Regions from separate parts of the Mus musculus genome. Here region 2 is linked to region 1. Evidence: chromatin loops called from intact Hi-C (ENCODE). Cell type or tissue: heart. All regions are shown on one strand. Each heading gives the region's core, and the rest is flanking DNA. Links, peaks and the distances in the headings are about the cores only. Region 1 holds the start of Mak16 (MAK16 homolog). Region 2 holds the start of Rnf122 (ring finger protein 122).

Region 1 (2,907 bases), core at 155-2,654:
AGTATGCCCTTATGTATAGTGTGAACAAAATGAGCCCTATCACATTTACATTGTAACTTTTTTTACATGTGTTCATTATCCATTGTCCAATTCTGCACAGCACTAGATACTTAGATATACACACCATCATCACAACCTTATTACCTTCTACCTTGTCTCTCTAATGTGTTCTGCACTCTAAAGTAAAGGCACTGCCGTCTCCAAACACAAACCCTGGCGTTTGCTGGATGAGAACAATCCTACGGTCCTTACATCCCGGAACCTGGTGAAGTGCATAGTATATAAAAACGGTGCATCAAGTTGCAATCACTAAAGCCACATATGGGGGTGTGTGTGTGAGCATAAAGGTCTCTAGATGGACTGCACTGAAGAGCCAAGAAGGACCCTAGAGCAGTTAAAGGGGGGAAGAACGAAGGGCCAAAGAATAAAACACACAGGGGTAAGGATTGTAGGAAACGAGAAGTGGAGTGGGTGTATTATTCAGCTTCGTGGTCAGACCTCTTACACATCATTTGGTCACACCTCTTTCCTGGGCACCGGATTTGTCTGTGCGCCCAGCTGCCCACTTAGCATCTCTAAAAGGATCCCGATGGTAAACATACCCCAGTGCAACTCTCATTTTCACGCTCTTCTTAAATTAAAAAAAAAAAAAAATACAACAGTTCTCCCTAGTTCCCACTAAAAAAGACCTGGAAACCATTTCCTTCAAGGTTCTCCCTGACCTTGTCCGGGCAAGCCTATCAAATCCAGTCTCCCCCTCATCCTCTGGATTCCTGTAACAAGTCCTTCCCTATCTCTCATCTTTGTACCTTTACTATTCCTACGGCTCTTCAGTGGCTGCCTCAGTCCCAATTCTGGGGTTTTTAGCCCAATGTGACTGATCTACCGCTCTTTCTCCATTACTCCTCTTTCATAGTACCGTTATTCTCCATCCCCAGAGTGCTCATGAGAGCAGAGGTTTTTTTGGTTTTTTTTAAATGTCTTTTGCCCGACTGTTAACAACCAATCATCACACTGAACCTACACCAGTTGGATACTGGCTATGTACTTACAACTCTGTGAACAGACAAACGAAGTCTTACTTCCGAAACTACGCCTCGGGCAGGCTGCAGAGCAAAATAAAAAGCCTAACACTGGAGAGGTAGCGCTCATGGAGGAGTTCCCTAAGCACGGATTTTAAACATCGCATCTCTCCCGCCTTGCCACCCCGAGACAACTGCCGTTCAGATGGCAGCTGGCACAAAGGGCTTCACTGCCAAGCACTAGGGACTAAGGAAGCCCACCCGGCGGGCTGGGGCTGGGGTGGCCTGGCCTTCTACACGCGCGTGGGAAGCCACTATCGGAAATCGGGGCTCTGCAAGTCTCGCCATCCGGGAGAAGCGGAGACAAACGGGCCGTCTGAGCGTGCGGGACTGAATCCTAAATGAGCGAAATGCCGCGCAAAACCCAGTGGTGCCAAGGCGAGAGGAGGAAAACTCACGTCGTCCGACTGCATGGTGCCGGCAGCTCAGCTCGCCGCATTAGGAAGGACCGGGGAAGCGGCCACGCTTCTTCCGCGGAGCCACTTCCGGAGAGCCACTAACCTATCGCGAGAACGTCTCAGTGTCCCAGAAGCCCGTGACGTCCCCGGGCACAGTGAGCATGCGCGCTTCCGCGCCAGCGCACGCTTGGATCCTGGCGTGCTCGCCTCCGGCAGCCCTTGCCCTAGGAGCGCACATATCGTCTTGTCCTGCTTGCTGTGTCTCTGCGCGAGCTCCAAACCTCTAAAAAGTGGGGCTTCTTTGTCCTCTCTAACCCAAGGCGCACCCTCCGAGTCACTTGTGCACGCGCGGGGCTTTAATGCTAATTACCGTCCCATTTCTGGCCGTGGCCGCGTGCCTGGAAAGCCTGAAGCCGTCAGCTCTTTTACCAACCCGCGGGAACTTCTAGCAGCCATCTCCGTTCTCACTTTGAAACACACACGGCAGTGTCGTATGGGGAAACAACATAACAAACGAAAAAAACCTGTATGCATGTGACCCCCAAACGGACAGATTCTACTGTCGCTCCCTTGCTCCTTCTGTAAGGATCAAACTCGGGTTACCAGACTCACACTCCTTCCTGAGCCATTATCCAGGCCTGAGAAAGTGCTTTTAAAAGGTCAGCAGGAGTGATAATAAAATGAGGGTTGCTTCCCCAGTTCTCCCTTTTGAAAGCCATTAAGTAGTTCAAGTGATTTTGAAGAAATTGTCATGTGCCAAATACAGTCCCGGACAGAGCAATGAAGGGGAACAATGTTCTACACCCTCAAGGTCCTTACTTAGCAATGGGATTCAGAGACTTGTACCATAAACTGTATAATATAATGTTTAAGTACTGTTAAGTGCTGTAAAAGCAACGAGGCAGCTGTGAACACTCAGCTAGTGGGGAGGTTGGTTCGGGAGCTTGAGACCAACTTGAGTTTTACAGGGAGGTCATAGCCGGATGCTGGCAATGGTGATAACGATGAGGATAACGCAAAGTAAGTTAGTGGAGACAGGTTCTTTTAGAAAGGTTTATATGTAGCAGACAATGGCCTAGTCGGTCATCAATGGGAGGAGAGGCCCTAGATCCTGTGAAGGTTCTATGCCCCAGTATAAGGGAATGCCTGGAGTGGAATGCCAGGAATGGGAGTGGGTGGGCTGGGGAGCAGGGGGAGGGGGTAGGGGATTTTCGGAGGGGAAACTAGGAAAGGGAATAACCTTTGAAATGTAAATAAAATATCTTTTAAGAAAGGAAGGTTTATTGGGAGAATGCGGTAGAAGTAAGTGATAATTAGGTAGAGAATCACATTGAGGTAATGCAGTAAGTTGTGGCATCAGGGTGTGTGTGCCTTTTAAGGAAAGATAATGAAGAGCCCTACACTTAAGGAGATAGTTGGAGTAAAAA
Region 2 (2,907 bases), core at 205-2,704, 57 kb before region 1:
CTCAAAACCATCCAAACAAACAAACAAACAAAACAATATCTGGGCTTAAGCTCCAGAGTTAGTAAATGTCACATTTCTCCCTGGGGCTCTAAAGTGGAGGGGGTGGGGTTTAGGGGAGGATCCGAGAGGCCTTTAGAAACCCTTTGCAGTGATCCCACTAAGACAGCCAGGCGGTGGTGCCACATACACAACTCTCAAGAGACAGAGGTAGTCAAACCTCTATGTTTGGGGTTAGCCTGGCTACATAGTTAATAACCCCTGTTTCATAACAATAACAACAACACCTAGAAATTTGATCTGTACACGACACTGCCCCCACTAAATTGATGAACTACAGTGAGCCTTCCATATTGTTAAGTTACACAAATATTGGGGGGTGGGGGGTATGCAACTTGATGTTAAGGGAAGTACGGTGTATATGCAAACACCACAATCACCGTCCACAAAGGCCTTCTGGATTTGGAGACTATCCGACCATCCCCAGAGATAAGAAGATTGCATTTGTTCCAGCAGCCCTGAGATGCAGGTCAGGATATTTGATACTTTAACGACTGTGCTTGGAAATGGCAAAACATTCATTCGCATGCATTAGCTCGCTCAGGGGCCAGAGACTCAGTTCCAACAAATCAATAGTGGGATGATAAGTCCTGACAAAGGAAGAGCAGGCCGTTTTGCTTGCTTATTTGTGGGTCTACTCAACACACTGCTTCTGAACGTGGCTGTGGCGCCTTGCACCGGGGTACTTTCAATGATACTCTATGCACTGATGGTAATACTTTCTTTTAAGTGGAAAGATAAACAAAAGCATACATAAACAAGCCTGAGTATGGTGGCACAGGCCTTTCATCCTAGCACCCTGGAGACAGAGGAGGGCAGATCTCTGGAGTTGGAGGTCAGTTAGGACCAAATAGCTTTCCATTAGCAAAATAATAAACATATAAAATAAACTATGCAATGTCATCCAAAATAAATAATACTACATGGAGATTTGAGATCCCCCCCCCCCTTCATCCCCTGTCCATTCAACACCGAAGCAAGACCCCTGTCCCGGCCATTGACAAAGCCAGTTTCCGGGTTTTCGCCACAGTCTAGGAGATTGGAATCCTGGCACGGTATGGCCTTCAGCTTTAGGCCTTATTCTTGTTTGTAAAAGAAGGCTCTGTCCTGAAGTGATGTGAGAACAATAGCCCTTTGAAGATGGAGTTTTGAGTTTCATCTGCTTTGCCCTCTTTGCCTCAGTTCTCTCCTTTCGCGGTGGGTCTGGGAATGCGCTAGCTGCCACGCATAACCAGGTCTAAAGGCGAAGGACAAGTGGAACCAACTCCCAGGACTGCCTTCTACAGAGCTATAGAAATTCGAGACAGACACGGATCTGTAGGCGGAAAACAAAAGTGGCACTAATCCTCGTGTCATTCCACCACCATAGCCCTCCCCGCCCGGGTCCTAGGAGGCGGCGATCTTCGCCCCCTGCAGGCGTCGCCTCTCACGCCGTTCTGCAGGCTAGGGACTCCCCAGGTCTGGCTAGGAGGCGGGGTAGGAATCTACCCAGAAAAAAGCTCCCCTGTCCAGAGGGTAAACTGGCTTGTAAATAATACCCCAGGGCAGGAGAAAGGCTCCCATTGGCCGGAGGGCAGGTGACGAAAAGGGGGCGGGCTCCCGGGAGGGAGCAGTCCTAGGGAGGGGGGTGTGAGCCGTGCGGTGTCAGTTTTCGGAATCCCAGCGCGCACTGCTCAGCGCAGTGGGACCCAAGCCCGGCTTCGTGTCCTGGCTACTGCCTTCTCGGCCGGGCATCCCGGCTCTCTCGGCTGCCCTCCCGGCCCGGGCCCTCGGTAGGGCTTCGCTCCGAAAAGACTTTGCTTCCTCCTCTGCCCTCTTTGTTGCTCTGCAAACCGGCCTCTCTGTAACCCTTGACTCCACTCCTCCGGGAGTTGCATCTCCATCCCGGCGGTCTCAGTGCACAGCCCCTCCAGCTCCAACACCTTGCCTCGGTTTGCTCCCGGAAGCCGACCTTGACTTCATTGATGCACCCATTCCAGTGGTGTAACGGTGAGTCCCTGGACCGGTGGGAGAACAGGGACCGCGCAGGTTCAGGTCCTGAGCCGAGTTTCCCGGTGTCTGGGACGGCCCAGAAGGCGTCCTGGCGCCCTGCTGGGCTCTGCACAGCGCGCAGTTAGAAAGATCCCATTCACTTTGTTGGGAATAAAGGGGGTCTGGAAGCGAGTGGAGGGCCAGGGGCGTGTGAGCCGAGTCTTCCCGGCCTTTGTATGGCGGTCCATCTCTTCTACCCCTTCGCCTGCCTTTGTGCGCTCTCAAACTCTGTTCTTTGTTGTGGTGGTTGGAGAATTAAATCCGCGCTCGGGCTAGGATCTCCTAGAGGGAGCTCAAGTTCCGGTTCTGAAACTTTGCAGGCTATTTTAAATATGTATACAGTGCAGCGTGCGGGACAAGGCGCGGGGTGACTTTCTTTTTCTTTGTTGGTTTTCACTGGCTCCTAGGGGCCAGACGCTGGATTAAAAGAGCGTCGCTTTACTGAATAGATAAAGCCTTGCAGAAAGAAAGCTGGGCCCCCAGCTCAGGGCTGGCCTGGCAAAAGCTTTGCTTTCTGGCAATAAGGCCAGACCCTGGGGTCTGCTTTCAGCCTAGGTGGTGACGGTACCTTCCAGCACAGCCAGCCACCCACCACCAACCGCTTCCCACACCCCACCGCGTGATGATGCTAAATTAGTTCATCTGAGGCTTTGGGGCAGCTCAGGTGTTACAGGTTAGAAAGCGGGTCTGGATTTCCTGTCTAGGCTACCTGTTGGATCTTTCTGAGCCAAGTCTTCGATGTTAATACCACCCACCCTTCCCCCAGAAGTACCCAAAATCTTGATCACTTTTTCTAGGCAAGTTGGCGAGGTGGAAAGA

Evidence for each region. Hi-C counts contacts between places; a loop is a spot of excess contacts. Peaks named below come from ENCODE experiments on the same cell type or tissue, not always from the same donor. Only the 100,000 strongest peaks of a DNase experiment are listed, where the experiment ranks them.
Region 2: it touches region 1 in a loop (2.9-fold over the local background); 5 of 42 quality-filtered maps call a loop at or near these places.

Annotation. Positions count from the first base shown.
Region 1 is chr8:31,167,185-31,170,091 of GRCm38, forward strand. Mak16 (MAK16 homolog) reads right to left here and starts at 1,540. Exons shown (of 10, transcript NM_026453.3): 1 at 1,481-1,540. The coding sequence starts at 1,495. In heart, for the core only: no CTCF peak of the experiment used is centred there; a DNase peak (open chromatin) is centred at 1,637; H3K4me3 peaks cover 2,500 bases; H3K27ac peaks cover 2,066 bases.
Region 2 is chr8:31,110,127-31,113,033 of GRCm38, forward strand. It overlaps Rnf122 (ring finger protein 122), which reads left to right and starts at 1,701. Exons shown (of 6, transcript NM_001368375.1): 1 at 1,701-2,046. The coding sequence starts at 2,022. In heart, for the core only: CTCF peaks have their summits at 1,482 (motif pointing left) and 2,380; DNase peaks (open chromatin) are centred at 1,635 and 2,335; H3K4me3 peaks cover 2,099 bases; H3K27ac peaks cover 1,758 bases.